Regions from separate parts of the Homo sapiens genome. Here regions 2, 3 and 4 are each linked to region 1. A link is a contact called in ENCODE Hi-C or POLR2A ChIA-PET data. All regions are on one chromosome and are shown on one strand. The core of a region is the stretch at or near the end of the contact, and the rest is flanking DNA. Distances in the headings are between cores, read along the strand shown. Region 1 holds the start of RIMKLB (ribosomal modification protein rimK like family member B). Region 2 holds the start of CLECL1 (C-type lectin like 1). Region 3 holds the start of LPCAT3 (lysophosphatidylcholine acyltransferase 3). Region 4 holds the start of MAGOHB (mago homolog B, exon junction complex subunit).

Evidence for each region. Hi-C counts contacts between places; a loop is a spot of excess contacts on that map. ChIA-PET counts read pairs that join two places held with the same protein, here RNA polymerase II (POLR2A). Pooled maps may share reads with other maps.
Region 2: a loop to region 1 is called in a map of OCI-LY7, with 5 times the contacts of the local background. The contact joins the promoter of CLECL1 here to the promoter of RIMKLB in region 1. A Hi-C loop is called at or near these places in 2 of 168 maps with a recorded cell type or tissue (CD8-positive, alpha-beta T cell and OCI-LY7) and 1 of 50 pooled maps. POLR2A ChIA-PET finds 5 or more read pairs at or near these places in 1 of 52 experiments (AG04449).
Region 3: a loop to region 1 is called in a map of naive thymus-derived CD4-positive, alpha-beta T cell, with 27 times the contacts of the local background. The contact joins the promoter of LPCAT3 here to the promoter of RIMKLB in region 1. A Hi-C loop is called at or near these places in 1 of 168 maps with a recorded cell type or tissue (naive thymus-derived CD4-positive, alpha-beta T cell) and 4 of 50 pooled maps. POLR2A ChIA-PET finds 5 or more read pairs at or near these places in 1 of 52 experiments (BJ).
Region 4: a loop to region 1 is called in a map of naive thymus-derived CD4-positive, alpha-beta T cell, with 5 times the contacts of the local background. The contact joins the promoter of MAGOHB here to the promoter of RIMKLB in region 1. A Hi-C loop is called at or near these places in 1 of 168 maps with a recorded cell type or tissue (naive thymus-derived CD4-positive, alpha-beta T cell) and 6 of 50 pooled maps. POLR2A ChIA-PET finds 5 or more read pairs at or near these places in 1 of 52 experiments (B cell).

Annotation. Positions count from the first base shown.
Region 1 is chr12:8,696,533-8,700,899 of GRCh38, forward strand. RIMKLB (ribosomal modification protein rimK like family member B) reads left to right here and starts at 1,459. Exons shown (of 6, transcript NM_001297776.2): 1 at 1,459-1,765. RefSeq lists silencers at 1,264-1,363, 1,894-2,063 and an enhancer at 1,288-2,254.
Region 2 is chr12:9,730,010-9,734,959 of GRCh38, forward strand. CLECL1 (C-type lectin like 1) reads right to left here and starts at 3,088. Exons shown (of 2, transcript NM_001441815.1): 1 at 2,940-3,088. The coding sequence starts at 3,021. RefSeq lists a silencer at 821-880.
Region 3 is chr12:7,015,263-7,020,134 of GRCh38, forward strand. It overlaps LPCAT3 (lysophosphatidylcholine acyltransferase 3), which reads right to left and starts at 3,214. Exons shown (of 13, transcript NM_005768.6): 1 at 3,012-3,214. The coding sequence starts at 3,162. RefSeq lists a silencer at 3,565-3,824.
Region 4 is chr12:10,612,028-10,616,413 of GRCh38, forward strand. It overlaps MAGOHB (mago homolog B, exon junction complex subunit), which reads right to left and starts at 1,582. Exons shown (of 5, transcript NM_018048.5): 1 at 1,412-1,582. The coding sequence starts at 1,505. RefSeq lists enhancers at 639-1,518, 1,303-1,702, 1,519-2,396.

The DNA.
Region 1 (4,367 bases), core at 209-2,708:
TTTACTCCTTATGACAACTCCATGAAGTAGGTGACTATTTTTATCCTCACTTTTACAGCTCAGCAGATAAAGATACAGAGAGGTTAAGTTACTGCAGAGGTTCACATAGGGAGTGGAACCATAAATCCAATCCGGGCAGTCTGGATCCAGAAGTTACCACCCTGGGTTATGCTACATCTTTTAAAGGACTCTCGAGACGCTGAAGGAAATTAGTCAAAAAATTTTTTAAAAGCAGAAAATGAAATTATATTGTCAATTGACTGGGAGAGGAGCAGTGAAAAGTTGTTGGCTGAGGTCACTGAGACAGGGCTGAGACCAGCAAGAAGGCAAACTGGTGAGCACATTACCGTACCTCACACCTGGTGTCTCTGGTGACTGAAGTTATTTGGAAGTGAATCTTCCATGTAAACCTGGGAGGTCGTCTGTAGCCCTTTTTTTTTCTCCTTAAGAAAATGTAATAGCGTAGTTGAACATTCATATTCTTAGCCTCCTTTGGGCTATACTTTTATTTTTTATACATAGTTTTAGAATTTACAAAATGCTCTTAAAATATCTCATTTCATTCTCACAACGACTCCGGACTGTACTCTTTTATCTTTTCACAACAAAGGCTCAGAGGAAGCGTAGCAACTAACTTGTCCAAGGTTTACGCCGGTTTCTAGGGGGCAGAGCTGGCGCTATCCACCCCGCCTGTATCTCCAAACCCGCTTCAGCCAGGAAATTTATCATGTGGTTTTAAATTTGCCTCTCAATATACAGAGGTACTGTCTTTACTCCAGTCCCGGATAAAGACCTTCTAGGTATGAATGATCTTTGTCTCCATATCTTTGCCTACCGGAGGGAGGAACCACCGTAAGCGGAGACTCCGGGCGGCGGCCGGCGGAAGGGCTGGGCGGGAGGCGTCGGGATGCCGGCAGGACCCTGCGCCCGAGGGGGTAGGGGGCTCGTGTCGGGGTTCCAGGCGCAGATTGATGGGGCCTAAGCAGGGAATGTGAGGGCGGGGAGGGCGTACAACGGAAGGGACTAATCTCGCGGTTTCGAGTTGGGAGCAAACCTCGCCCCCCACCCCCCCCATCCGTTTCCCTTTCTCAGTGAAGACGGTTTGGGGGCGGGTGGGGAGGCGCGTCCTCGGAGCGCCCTCGCGCTCCCTTTTCGCTCCCCGCGCGCGATCCATCGCCTCTCTTCCCCCGAGGCCAGCGATGGCTCGGGTGCGGGCGAGGAGCTGGGAGGGCGGCTCTCGACGCAGGTGTCAGATCCGCTCGGCAGTGCTCGGCGCGCTGGCCCGGCCCCCAGCTCCTCCGGCCGCCGCCCCCCGCCCGCCGCGCCGCGGCGCCAGGAGGGCGGGGCCGGGGCGCGCGCCGCTCCTCAGCAAGCGGGCGGGCGGCGTTCGGTCTGAGGGAGCGGGGCGGTCTCCGCCGGCGTCGCGCGCGCTGTGTGTGAGCGGGGTCGCGCGCGCGCGCGGCAGGCGAGTGAGGGAACGAGGAGCGGCCGGGTGTGAGTGTGTGGGAGTGAGAGTGTGTGGGAGTGGGGTGAGGGAGAAGCTGACGGGACGCGAGGCTGTGAGAAACTGGGCGAGTGTGCGAGGACGCCCGGCCAGCCTGCGGGAGCCGCAGTCGGCGGAGGAGAAAGGAGGCGGCTCCCGGTATCCCGACCCCCTCCCCCTCCTCTCCTTCCCCCACTTCCAGCCGCCCGGCGGCCCGCGCTTCCTCGAAGGCCCCAGCCCGGCTCAGTCGGCCGAGAGCGAGGGAGGAGCCCCCCGACCCAGGTGAGCGGTACGACCGCTGTTGCCCTCGGGTGTAGAGCAGTGAGGCGAAGGCGCGCCCTCCCGAGTGGGCGAGTTCAGCGGAATGGATCCCCCGATTAGCGGGGGCTGGGCCGGGGAGGGGACCGGCCCGAGCGCGCCCGGGGTCCGGGGCTAGTTGAGGCCGGTGGTCGCCGCTCCGCGGAGTCGGTGGGGAGCGAGGCGGGGCCCGGCCTTCGCGCGTGTGCCGGGAGGCGCCGGCCCGTGGCGTGTGCGTGCGACCGGGCGAGCCGTGTCGAGGGGGCGGCGACTTCGGGCGTGTAAGGAGTATGGTTTCCCCGCCGGCGAGGGGGTGTGGTAACCCCGGGAACGCCGGCTGGAGTCGGACCCGCGGGCTGCTGACCTGTCCTCGGGATTGCGGCGACACTCCCCCTCCCCCCCCTTCCCACAAATTCTATGGAGCGACCGCGGGAGGAGGATCACGTGGTGCGGTCCCGCAGCTACTGTATTCGATTCCACGTTTTCCTCCTTACGTGTAAATTTTAGAGAGTGTGACAGTCATTCCATCTTTTCCTTTGACAGTCTCTGAATGAGAAGGGGATGACCAAATAATTGCTTGTCCAGTTTTGATTCTTTAAAAATTTGAGCATGATGTAAATATTACACTACTTGCCCCTCACCCCCCCCCAAAAAAAACCCAAACCAGAGTGGTAATAATTTCAATCTCCCCTTATTAATATGTCCTTATCTCTGATCACACATTTGTTATTTCACTGTTTTATCCCATTTGTATTGGCGAATAGCGATGGGGTGGTAATTCTGTTCTGTGAGGGGTTATTGCACTAACCATGCTCAATGCAACTGCTATGTAAATTCTTTCAGTATGCTGTCATTTTCCCATTAGTTATATATATTGTTACCACATCTTTGTGGAGTTAGGTTCAACTCTAAATAGGTATAGAAAGTATATGGGCAGCCTACTATGCAGATTTTTTTTTGTGGGCTTGGTATGTTCATTATATTTATGGGTGTTCTTAATTATTAACTATAACCATTTAAATTGAAATGTTTTTAAATCTCATTTTTGTTACTTTCACAATATTGGGTACCTTAAAGGTCATTTCTTCTATTTTAAAAAATGATTTCTTAAAAGCAATTATGAGAATACTTTTAAGATATTCATTTGGAATAAAACACTCTCTGAAATTCCGGTCTCAGAGATTTAACATTTATTTCCTAAATTTTAGTATGCAACCCTCTAATTTTAAAAATAATCATAGTTAAATTTCTTTTCCAATGGTTACTGTTTTATTTGGTTAGTGTGTCAAAGGGGAGGAGGCCTATTTTGTCTTGAGGTAATCCTATTTTATTCTTTTCTATCTTGGTTAGTGCTGTTAATTTCCTTCTTTCATGTCATTGATTTAGTTGTTAGTTTGGCAACATGGCTGTTGATGTTTTTTATCTTTCTCTGTCTCCCTTTTTTCTCTCTTGTCTTCTCTTACCCCTACCAGGTGCTGGAGTCTGCTTGTCAGGGAGGGGGGCAGTCTGTGATTCTGAGAACAGAGCCAAGAAGGGGAACAGCAAATTCAGTCACAGACAATCCTCCACTCGGTCAAGAGCCACTTTTCTCTTCCTGCCTTGCCCCCCCGCAGGGGGTAAGGAACTGAGCGTTTAATCTTTAGCCGGTTGGCTACCAGCTAAAATTCTACTTATCTTAGTTTCTAGTGGATAGCTTTCTTATTTTGCCCATGTTTTCTTAGAATCCCTGTTTAATATACTTTTGTCAGTAGTAGTATCTAGGAGTAGCAGGGAGAGTGACAATAAATTAGCCCCTTCTTTTTTCCCTTGTCATTCAGGCCCCTTTTCCTCTCCAGAGGGAAATTACCAGTAAACTCTTCTAAATCTTCCACCCCTTCTCAGTCATACTGTGAAGAAACACACTAAAGTGGACATTATTTGACCAGTGAACACGAACCCAGCTTCAGGCATTGGTTTGTTGTGGCACATGGAGAAACATCTCTTTTAAAATATCTCCCAATTACCCTTTTCACAATTTGTATCCACCTAGGATTTGCTGCTGGGGTAAGTCACTAGATTTATTTCTCAAAGCTCCCCTCTCTATGAGCTGAAAGACTGACCAACCATGAACACTAGTAGGGGATGGGGAAAGGGGACAGAGCAGAGCCAGTTGTTCCACACTTTGGGAAGCAGGAGTAGCTTTTATCATCTTCCTCTGGGGAGCAGGCATAGAGACATAAACTGAGTGAAAATGGGTGGAGGAAGAACTTCTATACCCACGAACAACATGTGAAGAGAGAGAACCAAACATAAAGTAAGGAGGGTGAGTTTTATTGTATGTTGCTTGCTGACAACTGTTTTGGGGGCGCTTCAGTGATATACATTCATAGAAAGACTTTGTTTTATGGCAGATTAGTTTACAAAGAGTATTCTGCAAGTGGGATTAAGTCACAAGCAAATGAGAAAAGAGCCTCTAGAAATTGTAATTATGTGGCCTGGCGCAGTGGCTCACACCTGTAATCCCAGCACTTTGGGAGGATGAGGCAAGCTGATCACTTGAGGTCAGGAGTTTGAAACCAGCCTGGCCAACATGGCGAAACCCTGTCTC
Region 2 (4,950 bases), core at 1,838-4,337, 1.0 Mb after region 1:
TATTTGAGCTGATCTTTTCTGTTTCTCCTCTTATATAATGTATCCATTTCCTGTGATATAGCATTGTAATTCCATAAAACCATACATTTAAACATAAAAGAAATGTTAGAGATTATTTTAACGCAATACCCACGTGTTAAAATGGGGATATTCAAGTTCACAGTCACACAGTTACTTGAGAGCAGAGCTGATATCTAACCTCAGGTCTCTTGACTACCAGACTAGTGCTGCCTTCGGTATCCACACTTCTCATTGCATTTGAAGTACTCAAAAGATAATAAATAAACCAAATAAAAGAAGTTGTACTTTTAGCTTTAGGCTGAAAGTTTAAAACAACAGTCTCTGGTACATAAAAGTTACAGTACATTGTTTCCACTAGATATGTGACCTAAACACACAATACACTGAGAAAGTACTGAAAATAGCTGATATTGAAATATAATCATATCAAGACTAAATGGAATGTTTATTTGGTAGATTATTATTGAGTGCATTGTTTTATGTGCTGATTATTATTGCTATTAATTAAAACATCTTTAATAGGAATTTGTTAATTTTCAAAACATTAAAAGAAGTCCACATATTTTCACTCATCAGACAAAACAGTCAAAATTGTGGGAGTCAAGTCAGTCACAGAAAGAATGTGGTGATGTCACTACACGTTTCTTTTTCTTTCTTTTTTTCTTTTCTTTTTTTTTTGGATAGGCTTTTGTTCTGTTGCCCAGGCTAGAGTGCAGTGGCATGATCACTGCTCACTGCAACCTCCACCTCCCAGGTTCAAGCAATCTTACTGCCTCAGCCTCCTGAGTAGCTGTGAATACAGGCACGTGTCACCATGCTCGTTTTTAAAATTTTTGGTAGGCATGAGGTCTCTCTGTGTTGTCCAGGCTGGTACCAATCTCATGGGCTCAAGCGATCCTCCTTCCTCGGCATCCCAAAGTGTTGGGATTACAGGCGTCAGCCATTGTGCCTGGCCACTACACATGTTACTAATATGACGAACTGAAATTATGGATCCCTAAGTTTAGTAGAATAAAATTTCAGATTTCATAAAAAGACTAACATAAAAGATATTGATCATTCTTTTAGGCCTCCTAAGTAAGATTTAAGCAAAGCATAAATTTCTGGGATATTCTCAGTTCAAACACACACTCTCACTGATGTCCTGCTAAGCTTCCTGATGACATTCCTTTATGCTTTACATCTTGGAGAACCAATGAGCATACATATATACATTCATCGTCTAATGCGATTCATTTATTTATTCAGCCATTTATAAATTATTTTACTTATCAAGCATCTATTAATTTCCTGCTCTATATTTAGTACGGTGTGAGGTGCTAGAAACACAAAGATTAATAGATTATGTAGAAAGATTCAGCATTTTATGAGGCTCTGAAATGGTAAGGAATATGACAACCTTTAGGAGAAAAGAAAAGGCCAATAGCCAGAGCAAAATCAGTGAAAGGTATGAGGTTAGAAGAGATCAGGAACAATTGTGTAGGACTCTGTATGTAAGACAACAAAAATCTAATCTATCCAACAGCTCTTTCGCTTGATGGCGAAGTGACGCATGAGAACAAAAGTTGCGTTTATCTAACACCACACGTATACAGCACAAGAACAATATGATATTTGACTTCTGGTCATAAGCATGACTATAGGTAGGTAATTTAATCTTCATATAGTTCGTTTTCTCATTTTTAGCATTCTAAGATTGAACTAGATCACATTAAAAGATGTTGCCCCACATCCCTAAACTGGGAAAAGAATAAGGTTTTATTTATAAAAGTTCAAACCATAGACAGAAAGGCAATTAAACCCTGGAATGCGGAATCAAAAATATTGGTTTTGTTGCTTAAACTGAGTAAAATAACCTCTAGAAAAAGAAACTAACTACAGGACATTTTTGAAGCATAGGGGAATGACAGTGCAGTTCTAGTCCATGTTATTTTTCAAATTATGTTTCACTATTTCATAGGAAGTGAAAGTGCCTAAGCTGGAAGAAAAGAAAGCAAGTTAGCCTCTGCTGGGTAAAATAGAGAGGTAAGGTTTAAAATAAGAAACAAGATGCTTTTACAACCAGAAAAGGACACACACTAGATTCCTTTGATAACTATAAACTTTTGAAAATATAAAGAAGAAATACATTCCTTGGAAATACGAACAAAGTAGCAGATTCATTCCACAAGGGCAAATACAAAGGAGGAACTTTAAATTATTTAAAACACCTACATAAACTCTATGCTACAAAAATTCTTACCCTAGAGCAGAGAATGGAAATGTAACAAGACAGAGAAATTTCCTTAATACTTCAAAGAATAGAAAAGACACTGGCTATGAAAATCTATAATTTTTGAGGGGGTTTGGTGATGAAGGCACCATGTTAAGTTTAGGCATATGCTTATCGCCTCTGATTCCAGAAATATTCAATTACCTAGTCATTAATTCTAGACTTTATAAAATTAAATCTAACGTTTCATGTTTTCTTAAGTTTACATTTTTATCCTATTGATATTGTAAAAGAATAAATAACAATATGAGTAAATTGCCACAGGTATTTTTCCCAGTGGAGATGAATTTATCACATTATGTTAAAAGGTCAGATTTGATTGAGAGTGAGCAAAGCTGTGGAGCAGAAAGGCGTGATCCCGCTAGAAGTTGCTGTGTGAATATAAACATTCATCACGAGAAATCAAGAAATAGAAAGGCTATGAAAACAGAAGCAAAGTTCTACATATTAAAACCAAAGTGGCAATTTATTTTATGAACAGACATTTTGCTTCATTAAAAACATTCGCTCTTATTCTTAGCATTCAATGAATTTTGCTTTGAATCCAATCTCCTCTTTTCAGTTTGGCAATTAGATACATAAGAAAGAAATAAAGGAGATAACTAGTAAAATCTTAATTCTCAAAGGCACCCTAAATCCAGCTTACCAGATCTCTGAAGTGGAAACGCGAGTTCTAACGGGGAAGTCCGAACAGTTTTGATGTCAGCGTAGACTACATCTCCAGCCATTGCACAGATCAAAAAGAGAGAGAAGACCACAAATGATGTCCCACTGAAGGGACAATCATATTTCTGCAAAGAAACTTCTGATAAGTAAATTGAGATGGCAAATTTCCTTCTGCTCCCCAAGTGGGTGGTGGACTTCCTCCATGAATAAATGACAAAACCAATGTGTTCAGTCTTACTAATCAAGGTAGCAGATTTCTCGAATACTTGTATGACATGGAAGAAATTACTAACCATACAGTAGGTTCTCGTTTTTCAGTTAGTTTTCTGCCTAAACTTGAAATGCTTTTAACTTTTATTAATACCACAGAAGATATCTCACCATTTTCTCCTATAGACCACTTCCTCTTTTAGTTCAGGCATATATTCTCTGGCGGAAACTCTGAATTTCCAGCATCTTCTCCAAAGTAGGATAGCTATTTGGGAAACAGAACAAGAAAAAGAAGGGATTTTATTACGAAAGTTACAGAAAGGGGCCCTATGTCTTTTATCCTCCTCTCTAAATGCATTGTATTGTCTAGATAATACCTTAAAAATTCTGAAAGCTATTTGCTTTCCTGTATGCTTTATAATATTAACATTAAACTGAGGTAAAACATGAATTATGCAGAGGACTTCTGAACTAAAAAATATATATTTAAGAAACAGAAATAACTCTGTTAAAATAATTCAAGGTAATGACATAAAAGAAAAAAATCTAATTTTAAAATGAGGTGTTCAGAAATTTACTATCGAATACAACATAGCAAACATAGATTTTATCTCCTATTTCTTCTAAAATTCCACTAAAATTGAATTAAGTGAATAAAAATTTGTTAGTCTAAAACAATAACACAAAGGCTCAGGGTCCTATTAGTTGATGAAAAATTTCAACTAATTCCTGGAAAATGGAGAGTAGATGGAGATGTGATCATTGATGAAGAAGTAAAATCAGAGAAAAATGCAGCCAACACCATACAGAGGGAAATAATGGAGGAGAGCCTAGCTACCTGTGAAACCGTCATAGGACATAGAAATGTCAGATATGAAAAATGGCAGGATCCATTAGCTTATGACTAGTAGATTAACTGGAAATCTGCATATGGAAAAACTGGTTTTTTCAATACCCACTCAAGTGCATTCTGCAGAATTAATCTAAACTGCAGTCACCCCATCCCTACCCCTCATCCAAGAAATTTAACTTAGGTTAATTAAATAACTAGAGAACAGATCCTGGCTTTGTGGCATTTAGGGATCCCTCCTATAAAGACCAACTTCTGACCCTGGATGAGGCTTGAGCACCGACCTCTGTCTCTTAAGACTGCATGACACTCTCTCCCTTTTCTGGGCTGTTCCAACTGTTTGTATGTGACTAGACAATACCTACTACATACATGAAAAACTGACTTTTAGAGGTTTTATTATCTGCAGGTGGTTGCATAACCAATAATTTTTTTTTTTTTGAGACGGAGTCTCACTCTGTCACCCAGGCTGGAGTGCAGTGGCGCGATCTCGGCTCACTGCAAGCTCTGCCTCCCGGGTTCATGCCATTCTCCTGCCTCAGCCTCCCGAGTAGCTGGGACTACAGGCGCCCGCCACCACGCCCGGCTAATATTTTGTATTTTTAGTAGAGACGAGTTTCACGGTGGTCTCGATCTCCTGACCTCGTGATCTGCCCGCCTCAGCCTCCCAAAGGCATAACCAGTACATTTTAAGAGTGATAACTGAGTTCTAAGTCCATGCCATAATTCAACTATGCTGTCTAGATTTTGAGGGTAAGACTCACATTTTATTATTTTTATTTTCATCACTTAGTTTTGTGTGAAACATAACAGCCGCTCAGTAATTATGTGTTGAATTACCAAATCAGTTATGCTATGCTGAATGTTATAATTAGGCTATAACAGTTTTCCAGAATGAGAATAATCATTTTTCACTAAAAAGTAGACTTTT
Region 3 (4,872 bases), core at 1,964-4,463, 1.7 Mb before region 1:
GGGGTATTTGCATTTAGGGAGGTGTTTTTAACCTGAATTAATCTAATCAGTGGAAAGTGAACCAGAAATCATTTTGGACTACAGGCTTTCTTGGTACCTCCAGCAAGGATTTCCTCCAGTATCCCAGTTCCCTGAGAGAGCTGGGTTCAAGAACCAGGAACTCCACTGCTGAAAGGCTACTGGTTTCTAGGTTACAATACACAGAAATGGTAATAACCTTTGTAAGGGAAACATATTTACAACCAAAATGCACTCCTACCACGCACACATCAAGCTTAATCAATTTATATTTATATGTATGTATTTAAACTGTGCCTACTAGGAATACAATCCTACCCGTCCACATGATGAGCTATACCTGATAGGAGGCAAGTTGAAGCCCCAAGTTGATCTAAAAATGAGAAATACTATGAATTACTGAAGGCAACAGGGTATGTGAGATAGGAAGGCAGGGTGTGGGAAATGGTAGAATGAGCAAGGGGGCTCGGGAGTGTGGTAGATGCATTACACCAAGTGTTTATTACTTTGATGATTGGTGGTAATGAGAGAAGATGAGAGAAGAGGAGTGGGATATGGAGAAAACAATTTCCTAGTCATCTGTATGCCCCGTGACAGTACACAGCAATAGCCCAGCAGGAGTGCACAGGCAATATGTGATTATGTCAACAAACAAAAGTTGAATTCTTTATGTCAACAAACAAAAGTTGAATTCCAAGTCCTAATTCCAGCCCTAACTCCATTTAACAGATTGCCCCTTATAACTGGTTGCTACTTGTGTTACATTCTGAATTTATTGTTGAGAAACCAACAGTTTCCTAACTAATGAATGTAATACAATTTTTTTTTTTTTTTGAGACAGGGTCTTGCTCTATCCTTCAGGCTGGAGTGCAGTGGTGCCACGGCTCACTGTAGCCTCAAACTTCCAGGCCCAAGTGATCCTCCCACCTCAATCTCGGGAGTAGCTGGGACCACAGGCATGGCATGAGCCACCACGCCCAGCTCATTTTTTTATTAATTTTTTTTTTTTTTTTGGAGACAGAGTCTTGCTCTGTCACCCAGGCTGGAGTGCAGTAGAGCTAACTTGGCTCACTACAACCTTCACCTCCAGGGTTCAAGTGATTCTCCTGCCTCAGCCTCCCAAGTAGCTGGGATTACAGGTGCCCACCACCATGCCCAGCTAATTTTTATACTTTTAGGAGAGATGGGGTTTCACCATGTTGGCCAGGCTGGTCTCAAACTCCTGACCTCAAGCGATCTGCCCACCTTGGCCTCCCAAAATGCCAGGATTACAGGCATGTGCCCCTGCGCCTGGCCTAATTTTTTGTAGAGACAAATAAAATGTTGCCCAGGCTGGCCTCAAGCGTTCCTCCCACCTTGGCCTCCCAAAGTGTTACGATTATAAGCATAAGCCGCTGCGTCCTGTCAAATGTAAACACTAATTGCTAATTACAATGTCAAAAATAACTGGGTCAGAAACAAGGATGAAAGAGTAGGAAGTTCAAAGCTGGTGTAGTGCAAATAAGCCTAGACTAGGGTGCTGATAAATTTGGATGATGTCTGGGTGACACTGAGCAAACTGCACAACCCCAGTTCCATTCCATCTTTAAAATCTTACGATTCCACAGAGGAAGAAAAAGGTGATCTTTATTTGGAAGAAAGGAAGATCTTGGTTTGATATGTAATAGGAAAGTAACAATGCTATTAGGCAAGGTTGTTTAAATATGAATTAATGCCTATCCCATTATCTAGATTGGGTTAACACCCTCTGGTGATATTATATATCAGTGTTTCTACTGAATACTGGATAAACGCCAAACTTCTCTCTGGCATTTAAGGCTTTCCACACCTGCCCAACTTTATCTCAAACTTCTCATGGTTCAGACCTCTAACCCTCTGCTCTAGCCCCAGTCCTGTTTCCTTATCACCACTTACAGCTTTTGCTTAATCCTTCCCACTCACCCGCTCCTAAAGTTCTATAACCTTCATAAAACGTTCCAACTGCTTAAATTTTATGTATATATATGTACAGGTACTTCCCAATCTTGGCCCTTCTACAGGACTTTATGGCAATCCTATGTGGTAGGCACTGTTGTCCTCATTTCATAGATAAGGAAATTAGGCCCAGAGGGTTTTGCGGCCTGCGTAGGGTCCTTCAGTTTGTGAGCAGCAACAAGGCTGGATCTGATTTGTTTGCCTTCAAAACCCATACTTTTTTCCATTGTACTATGCTACCTCCATGTATTAAACCATGGAGTGAGGATGCGGTAAAAAAGCCTATAAACCAGTTGTAATACAGCTTGTTGTGGCATAAATTCAGATACACCACATCCTTTGAACCACACGTGTAATAAACGCTTGGAATAGTATGGATCGATTTTAAGGAGGTTGTTAGTCCTGTTTCCCAAGTCCAGCATTAAAATGATATTCCAGGGTAAATGACAGGTAGGTGGCTTGGAAAATAAAAAAAGCAACATGGTATAAAAAGAAAATAGTAGGACTGGGACAGAAAAGAGACGAAAGTATAATATAAGCTGGCAATAAGCAAAACAGGCGCTCAGAATATGAAATATGGAATATGGGGCTGAAAAGGCCGAAAGGGCTAAAGTTAGGGGCCCTATGCCTACCGATGAGATGCGCGCGTGTGCGGGGTGGTTATTAATGACAGAGCAGGACACATGGCCAGACAGTGGAACTCAACAGAGCGACAAATAAAGACAGGTCGTGGGAGCAAGGGTAGAGCCTGGCACAAGAGGGCGGGGGCCCGACTGAGAGGCCAGAGGGCATGGCAGGGGTTGAAGAGAAAGATGAAGAGGTTCAGAGGGCACAGCGCCCCAGACTCGAGACAGGACTTCTGTCTTCCCTCAGTAGCTGTTGGTGTGCTTCAGGATTCACACCCGCACCCGGCACAGCCCTCCCGGGTGGCTCCGGGAAGAGAGGGAGGTCCTGTCCCCATTCCTCCCCTACTCCCCGGGGACTCCGCGAGGGGCGGAGGGAGGCAGGAGGGTCCTTACCCAGGAAGATGGAGATGATCAGCCGCAGCGCCTGTTCTGACGCGCCCAGGGACGTCGCCAACTTGTTAAGGCTCAGCTCCTGGAAACCCGACTGCAGAACCCCCGCCAGCGCCACCACAGTCCCCTCGTCCCCCTCCGCTGAGGACGCCATCTTAACTCCGGGAGCCCCACAGGGACCCCCCAGCTCCGCGCGCCCCGAATGCGGGCAAAACGCTATCGCTTCACCCCCAATTCCGGCTCGGGGCCCGCCCACGGCGTGCGCATTGGCTGGAGGCCCGCCCCGCGGCGCCAGCTCACCCCGTTATTGGCCGACCTGCGCAGAGGGCGGGGCCTAGCGCGGCAAGGTAGGAAGAGGGCGGGTCTGAAGGTTTGTAAGGCAAAGGTGACTCCTGCCGAGAATGCACACGGGGAGGCTCAGGGCTGGGCGGGGCTTGGCGTCGGGACCCAGAGCTGCCATTGGAAAGGTCTGAGCCCGTGGCCCGGCGACAGTTCAACTCCGTTCGAAATGCTCCCAGGAGGAGCCCTCCGGGGCGACCGTCCGGCCGGCCGGTTCGCTGCCTTCCCATTGGCTGAGGCGGGAGCAGGCGAGAGTCTGGACGCGGGGGGGCCGCCCGCGCGCGAGGTTACTCCCGGTCGCCGGCGCTGGGGTTACTGGGGCATGTAACGGGGAGGCGGGAACGCCCGCGCCGCCTTTCGCGCGCCCCCTAACGGCGCCTCCCGGCCCGTTCTTAAATTCTTAGGTTGTTAGACTCGTCGCCTTCACTCCCGGAGGTTCAGCGGAAAGCCCAGTGCCCCAGGAACAGACATTGTCTGCTCCTTTTATTTCATGGATCCCTTTTCCATGCAGTTTCCTGTAGTAAAACATGACCTTCCCCCTAGAGGCGATGAAATTAAGATATGCCTATTTAACACTTATTATTTTAATTAAAAATTCAAATAATTTTGCACTGAGTAATACATGTTTATGATAAAAGTTATAACAGTATAGAAATGTAAAACAGAAGAGTCCTGTTTCCCCTCCCTGCTTTTCATTCTCACTTCCTACAGGTAATCCTGTTAAGATTACGCCAAAAAAAAAAAAAAAAAAATCTGTCGAGCACTTACCATATGCCAGGGACTGTGCTGGGCTTGGGAATAGAATCAGGAGCCCAGAGCCACGGAGTGGGAGGATGCACAAATAATAGCATCAATTAACGTGTTATTGCAAGAGAAGGTAAGTGCTCTGAAGGAAAGGGTCAAGGTTCTGTGAGAGTATGTAACAAAGGAATGCTAAGAGTTTCTTGCAATAACTCTTAGTTACAATAATTTGTGGCGCATTCTTGTAAAATTACAGCTTATACTTCTGTAGCACTTGCACTTTATAAAGCACTTTCATCCGTATTATTTCACTTGCTTTGGCTGCGCAATAGAATATTTATTATGATGATGTCCTCTTACAGACACAGAGGCTTGGAGAAATTAAGAAACTGGGTAAGTTCCTTTACAAGTAAGCGGCAGACAGAATTTAAACCTAGGTCTGTCAAATTCCCTACCCCTACTCCCATTTTGGGCAAGATTTTAAAAAACAAAATATTTCATTCACACGGAAAAGTAGAGGATAATATAACTTCTCCAGGTTAAGAAACAAACATCACCTATACATTTGAAAAGCCGGTATATCCCTTCCTGAGGGCATTTCCCTCCTTCCTTTCTCAGAGGTCACCACTTTGCTGACTTTGGTATTTATCAATCCCATGCCTATTTTAATACTTTACATACAGCATATATCCAGAAAGGAAAATTAGTATAGTTTTGCATGCCTTATATTGGCCGGGCACAGTGGTTCATGCCTGTAATCCTAGTACTTAGGGAGGTTGAGGTG
Region 4 (4,386 bases), core at 332-2,831, 1.9 Mb after region 1:
TAAGGTTAAATACAGTGATTAAGGTTTCTAAATAATTGCAGGGCTGGCCCGGTGGCTCATGCTTGTAATCCCAGGACTGTGGGTGGCTGACGCTGGTGGATCCCTTGACCTCAGGGGTTTGAAGCCAGCCTGGGCAACATGGGGAAACCCATCTCTACAAAAAATAACATAACATAACATAACATAACATAACATAACATAACATAACATAACATAACATAATTAGCTGGGTGAGGTGGCGTGGGCCTGTATTCCCAGCACCTCGGCAGGCTGAGGTGAGGGATCACTTGCACTAGGGAGGGGGAGGTTGCAGTGAGCTGAGATCGTGCCACTGCACTCAGATCTGGGTGACAGAGTGAGACCTTGTTTCAAAATAATAATAATAATAATAATTGCAGGACTGTAGTTAACGTGAGTTCTGCCTGAAATGCTTGATACTCTTCTCCTTTCCTAATATACGTTCCTTCTCTAATTTTTTATTCTTGCTCTCACAGAACATTGTCCAAAGCCTGCTTATAGGACTTAATATGCATACTGCTTTATAGTTAAATGTCTGTGCCTCCCACCAAGACAAATCTGCTTTAGTTAAATTTGTCTTACTCATTACTGTACCTTAAAATTTTGTATTTGCTTGTTGTCCAGCACAAAACGTGCATTCAAAAAAACCCAAAAAATATATATCCAAATGAACTTTCTTGTTGCAGGTAGGCAAGATCAATGTAACATTCTCTAAGGATAGCGCTGTCAGAAAACACACTGTTGCACACTACTTGGGTAGCAGTTTCACCTCATCCTCTGCTCATACTGCTCTGGAAGTCTGTTTTTTTCTCTCAAAGGCCAAGTCTCTCATTTCGAGACTCATCTCAAGAGTGCCGTCCTCTAAGAAGATCTTCCTGACTCCCTCCTGTGGAACTTTACCTCTCCCCTCTTGCTTGGTACTCTTCATGCGTCCTATGGTGAACAATTACACGTAAACACCTAAAACATATTATTATTCTCATTTGTTAACACGTTGGGCTCCTCCCCTTCAAAGAAAACACACAGCCTAAATGAAAAAAAGGTACTGGTCACCACAAGATTTTATTCATCCACTGGACCACCCGCTGGTGGGGGTGTTTTCAAAAAAGTGCTAGCATTTTCAATCAGGGCGACGATCTAGAGTCCCTTCTGGTGCACTGTTACAGAATTCTGATTACTGTAGGTTCAACTTTTCAGTTTGTGACAGGATTAGCTTTAATTTATTGCAATTAATTCTCTTTCATTTATAAAACCAACTTATGCCTCCTCTATTCTTAAGCTCCTATTTCCTTCGAGGGAAGCAGTGGCCTCCGCCGCCTGTACCCTCCACACCACCCGGCCTCTCGGTCTCGCTCCCCTTTCCCAGCACCGCGTGCCGTGGGCCTCTTCTCACCGTCCGGCCGAAATTCGAACTCCAGAAACTCGTGCCCAAACTTGCCCTTGTGCCCTACGTAGTAGCGCAGGTAGAAATCGCTAGCCACAGCCATTTTTGTACCCGGGAAGCCCGCCGAAAACGCAGCCAACGTGTCCCCCGGCGCCTTGCAGTGACGTCATCGCGCGGAATAAGTGCGTCACCACAGGCGCTTCTCTTCCTCCTGCAGTGCAGCCCTAGACTAAAGCGTGAAAGCCGAGTATCGCGTGAGAGTCCGGAGGCGCTGAAGGGAGGGTCGCAGCGCCGTGACTTTCGCTTTACTAGGAATGGAGGCACATTGTTTTCAAAATAAAGATTACATTATACTAGCAAAGATTAGAAATGTGAGCATATGATAGTCTTTTTTATGGACTTAGAGCTAAAGGTTTGCAAGTCACTTTTACTTTTCTGGTCTCCCAATCCTTGCGGCGTTTGTGAGGTGGGTGTGGCTCTATGCCCCCTTTAACTGTGAGCTAAATAAAGATAAAGCTTAGAATCGAAATGGCAGACCGGGAATATAAACTATTTTTCTTACTTAATTTCTAACAGGGTGCTTTCCCTTTGGATAGCGATTGGTAGTTACCCGGGACCTCTAAGCCTATAATAATAGAGACAAAGTCAAAGGAATCCAACTCTTAAAACCCTCACACCCCCCACACCTGAAAAACCCTGACAGTCACCGTGCTTTTTTTAACAGCAGAACTTCTAAGGTTCTTAATTCATTCAATAAGGGTTAACTTTTAGTAGCCTGTGAAGTTTTGGCAATTTGACTTACGATACAATAATGGTTTAGCCCATTATTGTTTCTCGCCAGATAGAATTAAATTGGGGGAATGAAAGAATGCTCCAGTGTGGCGTAGTTTTTAAGGTAAGGGAAAGACTTTTACACAAAGTTTCCTTTTCAGATATTATTGATCACCCTTTTGTTATCAACACACAGAGTAATCCTATCTGTCGGTTGACAACCTTCAGTGATTTTTAGTAGAAAGTGGTGGAGAGAAGACCTGGGATTCAATCCCAACACTTAACAGCTAACTAACCTCGGGCAAGTGACTATCTCTAAGCCTGTTTGTTCATCAGCCTAATGCATATACAGCAATCTACATTGCCAAGCTCACAGAATTCTTGAGAGATCTAATGAGATAATATGTAAAATAAGCTTTAAATTTTATAAAACATTAGTTTTAACAAACATTTCCTATGTGACAGTTTGAAACTAGAAATAAGCCATTTGATCTGGTAGTCTAGAAAAGAAAGCAAACACGTAAGGCGAATACCAGCACAAGGGAGCAATTGCTATAATTAAGAATATATGTGCCATCCTGGCCAGCATGGTGAAACCCCGTCTCTATTAAAAATACAAAAAAATTAGCTGGGCGTGGTGGCGCGTGCCTGTAATACCAGATACGCGGGAGGCTGAGGCAGGAGAATTGCTTGAACCCTGGAGGCAGAGGTTTCAGTGAGCTGAGATCGTGCCACTGCATTCCAGCCTGGGCAACAAGAGCGAAACTCTGTCTCAAAAAAAAAAAAAAAAAAAAAAGAAAAAGAAAAGAAAGCCTATATGTGGCCGGGCGCAGTGGCTCATGCCTGTAATCCCAGCACTTTGGGAGGCCAAAGGGGGCAAATCACCCGAGGTCAGGAGTTCAAGACCAGCCTGGCCAACATGGCAAAACCTTGTCTTTACTAAAAATACAAAAATTAGCCAGGTTTGGTGGCACGTGCCTGTAATCCTAGCTACTCAGGAGGCTGAGGCAGGAGAATCGCTTGAACCCGAGAGGCGGAGATCGCGCAGTTGCACTCCAGCCTGGGTGACAAGAGCGAAACTTCGTCTAAAAAAAAAAAAGTGTGTAAAACATGCCGGTAGTACAGCAGAGGAAGCAAGAGCATTCTATTGCAGAGTAGGGAAATTTGAAAAAAGAGTATTGGAAAAGGCTTGTCAACGGAAGTGTTTGAATTGGACCTTGAGAAGTAAGTTCTGTGTATGTTCAGTGGGATGAAAAAGCATTCCAGGCAGAAAATGACCCGAGCAAAGACAGTGGTGTGAAAATTCATGTTTGGGGAACACTAAGAAATTCGGTATAGCTAGAGCATAAGGTTCAAGTAGAATGACTAAAAAGGCAAATTGGGCCACGTTTCCTTGAGTCCATATTAGTAGTTATATAACTATTAATATAGAAAAATGAATCAGTCCCTACAATGGGCCACCATTTTGGAAAGTACGTAAGAAACAGGAAGCACCATGTTTTACCACTAGGGTGACTAGCCGTTCCAGTTTGACCAGGACTGTGGAGTTTCCTGGGAAATGGGACTTTCCATACCTGGAAACACCCAGGCAAACTGAGATGGGTTGGTCACCACACTTACCACAAGAATAATTCACAGAAATTTGAACACTCTATTCCGTAGTATCTCTGGAAATATCAGCTGTAATCCATTTTGTTGAATTATATGGAAAGCCTCATTCAATATCTTAGATTCCCTAATGTCTCTCCTTCAGGTTTTTGGCACATGTGCCAATGTTCATCTTCATGTTTACCTAAATAGAACTATGGATACCAGAATGTGTAACTATATAAATAGAGGTTACAGAATGCACAAAGTATTAACATCTTTGTTAAGTGGGCCAGTTACTGTCTTGATCTCCAAAAATGACATAGGGGTTCAAGACTATAATCCTACCTGTTTGTAAGATAAAATATGAAACTATATTTACTTAACTCTCTATATTTTAAGCCAAAATTTGAACCTTTTGTATTGAAGCAAGAATTACAAAGTGATAAAGCATTTGCGTTGTGTTGTATTCTTGGATGGTACACAACAGTGATGTGGAAATGTTCTTCTGTATGGCTGCTGAGCCCTTGAAATGTGACTACTGTGACTTCGAACTGAATTCTTAATTGTGATTAATTTAGATTAACATTTAAATAAACACATGTGGCTAGAAGCTACTGTGTTGG